Linked DNA regions of Homo sapiens: region 1 is linked to region 2. Evidence: chromatin contacts called from ENCODE Hi-C or POLR2A ChIA-PET data. All regions are on one chromosome and are shown on one strand. The core of a region is the stretch at or near the end of the contact, and the rest is flanking DNA. Distances in the headings are between cores, read along the strand shown.

Region 1 (4,725 bases), core at 1,741-4,240, 100 kb before region 2:
TAACAACTGCACCCCAATCCTTGTTTGAATCTGCTTTTGAGGGAACCCATAGTAAGAGAGATAATATGTTCAGTAAAAATATTTCAGGTGACCATTATACATCTGGATTAAAATAGAGAACTTTTTTTTCCACTCAAATAGAAAAAATGACTTCTTGGGTAAAGGTTTTGCATAGGATTTAGATCATGGCTGTAGCAGAGCAACTCTGTTCAAATTCGTACTTTATAGCACACCACCTCAGGGATATTAGAATACCCAGCATAAGACATTCAGCAGGGTGCTTGGCATAGAGTAACTCTTATGGATTTTTAAATCACCTTTATAGAGGTATACTTTGCATAAAATAAATATAAGTGTAGTTTGATGAGTTTTGACAAATGCATACACCCGCGTAACCACTGCCCTGGTAAAGGCATTTCCTCAACCTCACAAAGTGTTTTGCTCCTTGACAATCAATCTTCACCCACTTCTGCCTCAGGCAGGCACCGATATGCTCTCTATCACCACAGTTCAGTGAATTTCAACTTTAAAATATTAAAGGTTGAATTCAGTCAAGTAGATAATAACGGTGTTTGGGGGATATAATTTGCTGAACTATGCTGTCTTTTTTTTATCAAAATCATTTTTTTTCATCACTTCTATGAGTAATGAAGAGAGAAAGTCAGCTTCAGAATTGCTGGGTTTCTCCTGACTCTAGTATGCGTGAGGGGAGAGGTGGAATGGGAGGGCAAATAAAAGTTGAGGTCAATTTGAAATTTGGAATGACCTCTGCTGTAAAATTTCCAGAAAAACAAATTTAAGACTCATTCATTAAATTAGGGAAAGCACCTTCAACTCTAATTTGATCTTTATTTTATCTTCTTGGAATTTTGACAGTCATATTGAATTATGGCCAGATCTTTAACTCCTATCTGGGTTAACCCTGGGAAGCAGGATCCACAAGAGATGCACGAGTTGTTCATCGAGCCAGTCAATTGCTCAGCAAATATTGATAGGGTTGCCCTCTGTGCACTAAGGGCTATCCTATATTCTGACAGCGAGAGGAAGCACCTCTTCATGGGCAGTACATGCCTGTGTAGATACGTAATAGCAAGTCAGAACACAGCTGAGCAAGGGAAAAGCCGAGGTTGCAGAGAGAATCTGGCCTGTATTCTCTTACGCAGGCCAGAAACAGGAGACATGATGGAGACAACCGCTGGAGAAGGGCTGTCTGTGAAGGTCATCTCTAAGCTGATTCTGAATGACCCAAAATGAGCTAAGAGGGCACAGATTGGAGGATCATAGCAAACAGAAAGCATTGTTTGTGCAAAGGCCCTGAGGCTGCAATAAGCATGTCGCATTTCAGACCTGAGAGCAAGTCAGGGTTGCCAAACATAGAGGGTGGGGATCAGGAAATGGGTGTTCAGAGGGAGGTCCATATCCCAGGGGGAGAGGGGTTAGAATTCATTTTATATTCTATGGGAAGCCATCAGTGGATTCTAGACTGATTACCATTTTCAAAACTTTACTCTGAATGTTAAGAGGGGTGATTAGATTGTAGAGGAGCAAGAAGCACAAGCAGAATCCACTCTGTCACCCAAGAGAGAGATGATGATGTCTTGGATCAGTGGTGCAGATGCAGCGGCCCGCTTCACATCTATTTGGAAGATAAAGTGAGTAGGATTTACTGACATCAAAGGTGTCTCAAGAATAACAACCACATTTTGTCATATAAGGTATCTGAAGTCCAGGAAGAGGTAATCTCAGAGATATGAGTTGAGAACTTGCCAACTTTTACAGGATGTCTAAAAACCAGTGGAGTGCATGAGGTCAGCCAGGAAGCATGTTTAGAACAAAAGGAGAAGGTGGCATTTTGTATTCTGCATTTGGAAGACGAAGAGAGGTAGAGGACAGCAAGGGAGATGAGAAGAAGTGGCCAGTAAGATTGAAGCAAAATGGAGACATCATGACATCATGAAAGCCAAAAAAATAAAGCATTTAAAAAATATTAATTTGGAAAAAAAAATATTAATTTGGGGAAGTAAATTCCAGAAAAAATGTTTGTGCTTACTAGTGACCACTCGTCACCAGTGACTGGTGTGAATCAGGCTGGTATAATGTCAAGCAGAAGAATATGCTTGAGTGGCTCCCTGTGCTGCCATCTTGTTCTCAACCCCACAGGCCCTGTGATTCTCCACCCTCCTTGCACTGTTCAGATTTTCTGCTTTGCACATAGAACACATGGTTCCATTTCAACATTTGCTTATTTTTCTCTTTTTATTCCATCCTCGTATCTCTGGAAAAGTGAGATTTGGCATAGTTAGCATGCAGCAAATGTTTTATTGGCTTCATGATCTCATGGTGTAACACTCGGGTTTAGTTGAAGAATCTCGAGTCCCAGTGCATGCACTTGTTGGGAGAAAATTTCGTGGTCAGCCAATAGTCATTCCTGTTTCATTTTACATGTTTGCTCTTAAGAAAACATTCTCTTATGCAGGCCAGAAACAAAGAAATATAGGAAGTCACAGGAGAATGGTTTTTGGAAATGATTCTTATTCAGACATATGGTATCATTCCTAACCCTGGATTGTTTTCCTCCTGCATTTGCATTTCACCTCTCTAGAGCTAATCTCTTTCAGTATTTTCTTAAAACCCACGTATGCTAAATGATAAATGCTGGTTAGGAGCAGAGTTGTTTTTGTGTTTGTTTGCTTTCCTGTTTTGTTTTTAAGACGTGCCCTTGGTATATAGTGACTAGATGGTTAAGTTCACCAAGGAGTCTCCCTGTTAGAACCGATTTTGTTTCTACATATTTTATTATTATCTTTTGAGGAGAAGCATATTTTTGTGGTTGCATAGCGTTGACCACTTGCTTTACTGATGATCCCTTAACTGGTGACACAAGGCATGTGATGTCATCAGGGAAAAATGCCAACCTCCAGCAAAACATTAGCTTCTCTATCCATGTTTGAGCAACTTGGAAACAATTTTCCCGATATGATTCAACTACAAAAAATTAACAACACAAACATTCCCAGTGGCGGCCTCTGCCCTTGTTCTATGGCTTGGCCTTTGCTTAGGAACGTGGGAGCCACTTGCTTCCCTGGGAAGTCTGAGGCAATTACATTACCTTGAGCCAGACAAAGAGAGACAAGAGACAAAGACATTTTTCTCTCACAGGCTCTGCCTTGCTCTCTTCTAAAGAAGAGTGCACTAACACTCCTTTCACTTGGTTTCTACTCACAGATTGTCACTTCCTCTCAGCGCTTATGGACCAAGGGACATATTGGAAGAACAAGACTCTGTTGCCTTGCCGTAGTTATTTGCACACAGATCATCAGCAATCTCCTTGTTACCAAACCTCATGGCCCCATCTCAGTTCTGCCTTCACTGGTGTCTCTGTAGCATTCGAAGTTATCTGACTCCTGGCTCTCCTCCCACCTCTCTCCTCCTTCACGAGCTCCCTTCCTCTGTCTGCTTCTTCAGTGCCTGTCTGGTTAAGTTCCTGACCTCAGTGTCGTTTCCTCCTCACAGTCCCCTTCTGGTGACATCCACTCCCATGGCTTCTCTCTGACACTTTGCTGGGTCCCCTGTTGGCATGCCAGCCTTGCTCTGTCTCTATACTCATCACATAAAACTGTCACTGGACTGGATGCACCTGGATGCATCCATTCATTTGCTTATTTACTTGCTCGTCCATTTAATTAATAGCTATGAATGCTTACTTGGGAGTGCAAATAAGAAGCACAACCCCTTTTCTCACCCACTGAGGCAGTGTTTGTGACCACAGCTACCTTCAACTCAAAATGGTCATCATAGCTCAGTATCTTGGGCCTTAAAACTGCTCACCTCTATATGAATGTTCCCCAGTACTCAAGACCTCAATCCAATCAATTCATCTCCAAACTCCGGCAATTCTATTTTCTGTTTCTTGAATTGGTCACTTTCCTTCATCATAATTTCTGCTACCACCACCCCTTGGTGAAGCTACTCCCAACTTTTGCCTGAATTAAGGTGACCCCACCCTTCTATATTCCTCTTTGTGGCTTTCTATTATTGTCTTAGGATAAAGTCCAGTTTCCCTAATCTGGTGTCTGGGGCTCCTAAGACTTGTCCCTACCACCTTCCCAGCTTCCTGCCTGGATGTTCTTTAATGAGATGCCACAGCAGCCACACCACAGACTCCTTTCAGTTGCCAGCATGCACTTGGCTGTTCTTTCACCTGATGCCTTTGCACACAGTGTCCCCCCGACTCCTCTTCCCCACTGCACTTCTGACCCTTGGCTTCTAGTCTTTTCCTTCCCCTTTTCAGTTGTTCTGTTGGTTTTCCCTTTTCCCTCCATAATCAGCTTCTCTTTTCTAACTATGCTCACTCTCCAGGTGATGTCATTCAGCCTCAGCACTTTAAAAAACATCTATACATTAATAACTCTCACTGTTATTCCCTTGCTAACTCCCACTTGTCCCTTAGGTCTCAAGTTCCACATCACTCTCTCTAGGATGCCTCCTTTAATTCTTCAGGACTGAGGTTTGGAAAAACCTCCAATTTTCCTCAGTCCCCACACTCACCCTTAACATGACACATTGTGTCATAATTGCAGTCTGCCTTGACCATGTGATATGCTGTATAAAGGCAGAGGCTCCATTTTATTCTTTGTTCTAGCACGGTTCCCAGCTCATAGGATATGCCCAGCAAATATTTGTTAAGTTGATGAATGAGATAACCTATTTTTAAGCCAAGTCACC
Region 2 (4,279 bases), core at 72-2,571:
GGCTGGAGTGCAGTGGCATGATCTAGGCTCACTGCAACCTCGCCTCCTGGGGTCAAACAATGCTCTGCCTCAGCCTCCCGAGTAGCTGGAATTACAGGCGACTGCCACCACGCCCAGCTAATTTTTTTTTCTTTTCTTTTTTTTTTTTTTTTTTGTACTTTTAGTAGAGACGGGGTTTTGTTTCCATGTTAGCCAGGCTGCTCTTAAACTCCTGACCTCGTGATCCACCCCCCTCAGCCTCCCAAAGTGCTGGGGTTACAGGCGTAAGCCACTGTGCCTGGCCTAGTTTCTTAATAACCTTGCTTTCACTTTGCAAAAAAATAAATAATAATAATAAATGGGAGCTGAACAATGAGAACACATGAACACAGGGAGGGGAACAACACACACTGGGGCCTGTCGTGGGGCAGGGGTAGAGACAGCATCAGGATAACTAGCTAATGAATGCAGTGCTAAATACCTAGGTGATGGGTTGATAGGTGCAGTAAACAACCATGGCACGTTTACCTACGTAACAAACCTGCACATCCTGCACATGTATCCCGGAACTTATAATAAAATTTAAAAAAATAAAATAGCTTGGGTTCATCGGTGGTTTCTACAAGGAACCAGAGTCCCACTGTCTTTGCGTGGATCACTTACTAACCTTGATACTCAGAGCTAGGGCAACAGCATCTTTAGAAACAAAAAACAAGGAAAATGGCTCAAAATGTGATTCACTTTTTTTTCCCAGGCCCTCTTTCCTCTCCAAGTGCTTGCATTTTGCCTCCATCTTTTCTCTTCCCCATTGTTGGATATTTTCACCGTGCTCATCTCAGCACTGATGGAGAGAGGAAGGAAGAAGGGCTGTCTGGCCATGCCCAGCCATCCCCACCGGGAGAGGATGCCCAAGGAGGAAGCTTCCAGGCAAGCTTTCTGGGAGCTGGAGGAGTTAGAAGATGAGGTTCTTCATCTTCATATGTTCCCTGCAGGCTCAAGGTACTGCTCGCTGCTTGCAGGAGGGACAGGGAAGCCTGAACACCACGATAACCCCAATTGGGGTTATCCGGCAGCTGCCCCACACCCTGGACATGCCGACAAGGAAAAGAAACACCGGGAATGTGTCTCCCCTTAGTCCTGCCTCTGACCTAACCTGCTGTTGGTCAGAGTTAGAGGCTGTGCACATAACCAGCTTCTCCATCAGGCCTGAGCTGGGGGTCGCTTGAGACTTTATCCAGCTCATTGCTCGCGCCTTGGCGGAGCCGGCCATTGTTAGCTCTGCCAGGGCCTCCGGCTGAGGCCGAGCCGGTAGGGAGCTTGTGCCTGTGCGGCCGAATGAACCCTGAAACGGCACCCTCTGCTGCCCTCTACTGTCAAATCGGCTTAATTGCAGACGGCCTAAGCGGCTGCTTCAAAAGGGAACTAGAAGAGGGTCCTACATTCAGACACGATTTTGCTTCCACCTGCTTTTATGAATTTTGCATCATTTTATTGGCATAGATAACCTAAATGAAAACATTTTACTTAAGCAAACCTCAATGACATTCCCTAGGACCCAGGGTTTGCCTTTGACCTAGGGCACAAACGTCTTCCTTCTCAGTGTCTGGCAGAGGGTCTAGCAGCAGCAGGCCTGGCTGATGGTGCGCTGTGAAGCTTTCGCTGATGTGCTTAGTAAGTGCCGGGGCACACATTCTCATTTAAAGCGCCTGCAAATCTGTGCAATAGAAAAACACATCCAGTAGCCAGAAAACGTGTGAGCCCTGATCTGAACTTAGGTCTCCTTCGAGGGCTTCCAGTTTTTTTGTGCAGAGTCGCTGGACTCATCTGGAACGCTACTTGATTAAAGTTTGGGAATTTCTGATCCTCCCAGAAAGCAGATCAACCACCAACTAAGGCTTCAGGCTCTATGGACCACAGGCACCACCGCTTCCTCCTTAACAGCTGGTGGGTGGCTAGGCAGACCCACTCCACCACACTTATGTGGGACCACCAGCCTGGCATTTGGTTGCTTGGCCCAAATATCAGGGCTTGTTCCATCCACAAAGACACACTGCAGCCCTGCTACATGCCAGGCACTTCTCTGGGAGCAGGGATGGGACAGCAGTCAGAGACGCGAACTCTACCCCCTAGGGTGCTGGCAGCTTTTTCGCCAGCTCTTCAGATGCTTCCGTATGGTGGAACCACATAGCGCTCAGACAGCTTGGCCGTCAGGTGGTTTATCTATAGCCCTAAAGAGAAAAACACACCCATTGTCCACAGAGCTCACTACAGACAGTCCAGGAAGTGCTCCCTGGCATGCCTGCTTTCTGGGCAGTTTGCACAGTTGATCCCGTTCCCCTCAGGTGGAGAAGCTTCAGGGTCTAGGGGAATGAGGCAGAGCAACAGTGGAAGGTCAGGGGACAGTGAAGTGGGGTCACTCCCAGGTGCTGAGCTCTGGCAGCCACTGGCACCAGAAGGACAGACAGTAAAATAAGTGATATTTCCCAAGCATACAGAGAGTTATTAATTAGAGTTAGCTATTTACCAGCTAAGTGCTGAAAGGGTCCATGGTAATTAAAAGAGCTAATCAGATTTTCAAAGGGCACCAACACCATGTAAACATAAGGGGATTCTACGTGCTGTTCTCGGCATGTCATTTGAAGCTGTTGGGGTGAGGGGTTGTGGCTGTTGACTCTTCTAGTAGAGAAAGCACCACCCTGTTGGCTGCTCACCCCTAGAGAAGGATGGAGGGACCTAGAATTAATGCCAGGGCCTCCCAACAGGTGCTGCACACACATTTGCACTGTTGTTTGTAAGTATATACAGCTCTTCTGGCTTCTGATTTTGTTTTAGCTTTAATTATCCAAAGTGCTACTAAGTTAATATCAATGTTTTTCTATTGCCTTTTTCTCTATCAGTGGTTACGAAACATGTGTCCATCACGTGTTGTTTGCCTTTAGATCCATTTCACAACCGCCCCCTGCAAACGCTGTTTTCCAGGCTCTCTTGCCTACTGGCTTCCATTTAGGTTCATCCAACGGGAAGTGATGTCAAGAGATGGAGGTGAGAGGAAGAGGGAAGTGAGAGCATTTCTCTCCTCACCCTGACCCTTCACCTCTGATTGGAGTCCCTGGTGGGAGCGGCCCCTCCTGGACCGGCTGGGTGTCAACTCCAGCTCTAGCCAGGTGACCCTTCCTTAGACCCGGTTGCCACTGCGAGACTCAACTCCAAGTTCTATCTTGGCTTCTCCAGATTTAATCTTAAGAGCAGCTGCAGCTAATTTCTGAGGTTTGAAAATAACAGTAATTCACATAAGCAGGTTAATGAAATACAGGAAATGTATCACTTTGTAAATTCTTACAGTGTCCTATTTTAGGATCCCTGGAAGCAGAATCTGAAACAAGTCTTTGTGTGAAGATTTATTAGAAAGTGTTCCCAGAACAACAACAACAAAAAGAGGCAAGACAGTGGAAAGGTGGGACTGGGGAGTGAAAAAAGTGAGCCAGGAACCACGTGGGTGCTTCTGGCTTCCTCCTGCTAGGGAGTTCTGAGACAGAGTCAGGGCTGGTCACACCCCAGAGAGGCCGCACTGGCGATGAAGGAGCTGGAATATTCATATTCTGCAAGTAGTAAAGGGTTAACCTTGCCCAAAGAAAGGTGTGGCCCTGGCACAGCTCCTGGAAGGCAGCCTCTAAGTCCTTTAATCTCTAATGTCCTGTCTGATAAGTGTCTGTTTACCGAGGCCTTAGGCCACACCAGGTAGTTGATGCTAAGGATAGGATTCACAGTGGAGGTCTTGTATCAGCTTGATCTGTCAAGGGGCTGGAGACCAGGTCAGCCATGTAGATTGTCCATCATGTTTACGTGACCAAGCCTTCAATAAAAACCCTGGACGCCAAGGCTCAGGTCAGTGTCCCTGGTCAGCAATATTCCATGCATGCTGCCCCATGTCATTACTGGGAGAACTAAGCACTGCTGCAGAGCCCCACTAGGAGAGGACACTGGAGCACCACAGCTAGAGCTCTCCTGGGACCCACCCTAGGTGCATCTTCCCACTGCTGACTTCGACTTGCTGTGTAGTGTTGGAACCATGTGTAGTAAGAGGTAATCGTGAATCTGGTGACCTTTCTGGTTCCTATGAGTTCTCTTGAATCATTGAACCTGAGGGATGTCTTGCGTCCCTTGCATCCACCCATCACTGGGTAAGGACTGTCTCAGGCCCCCATGCAAGCAGGGTGAGCACAAGGGCTCCAGCAGCCTTGGGACAGCTGCTCACAGAGAGAAGCTGGCACTGGCTGTGGGGGTCATAGCGGCACCCAGG

The links. Hi-C counts contacts between places; a loop is a spot of excess contacts on that map. ChIA-PET counts read pairs that join two places held with the same protein, here RNA polymerase II (POLR2A). Pooled maps may share reads with other maps.
Region 1: a loop to region 2 is called in a map of endothelial cell of umbilical vein, with 4 times the contacts of the local background. The contact joins two enhancer-like sites. A Hi-C loop is called at or near these places in 8 of 168 maps with a recorded cell type or tissue (Caco-2, K562, PC-9 and 5 more) and 7 of 50 pooled maps. POLR2A ChIA-PET finds 5 or more read pairs at or near these places in 2 of 52 experiments (BJ and CD4-positive, alpha-beta T cell).

Annotation. Positions count from the first base shown.
Region 1 is chr20:22,794,341-22,799,065 of GRCh38, reverse strand. No RefSeq gene overlaps it. Among named protein-coding and RNA genes, the nearest start is that of LINC01747, 110 kb to the right of the region's middle. Within about 2 kb of position 2,990, at least 14 of the 41 ENCODE cell types and tissues checked have a DNase peak (open chromatin) inside an H3K27ac peak, as active enhancers do.
Region 2 is chr20:22,688,878-22,693,156 of GRCh38, reverse strand. LOC124904963 (a long non-coding RNA gene) reads right to left here. Exons shown (of 2, transcript XR_007067729.1): 2 at 1,447-1,693. Among named protein-coding and RNA genes, the nearest start is that of LINC01747, 5.7 kb to the right of the region's middle. RefSeq lists a silencer at 1,253-1,352. Within about 2 kb of position 1,321, at least 2 of the 41 ENCODE cell types and tissues checked have a DNase peak (open chromatin) inside an H3K27ac peak, as active enhancers do.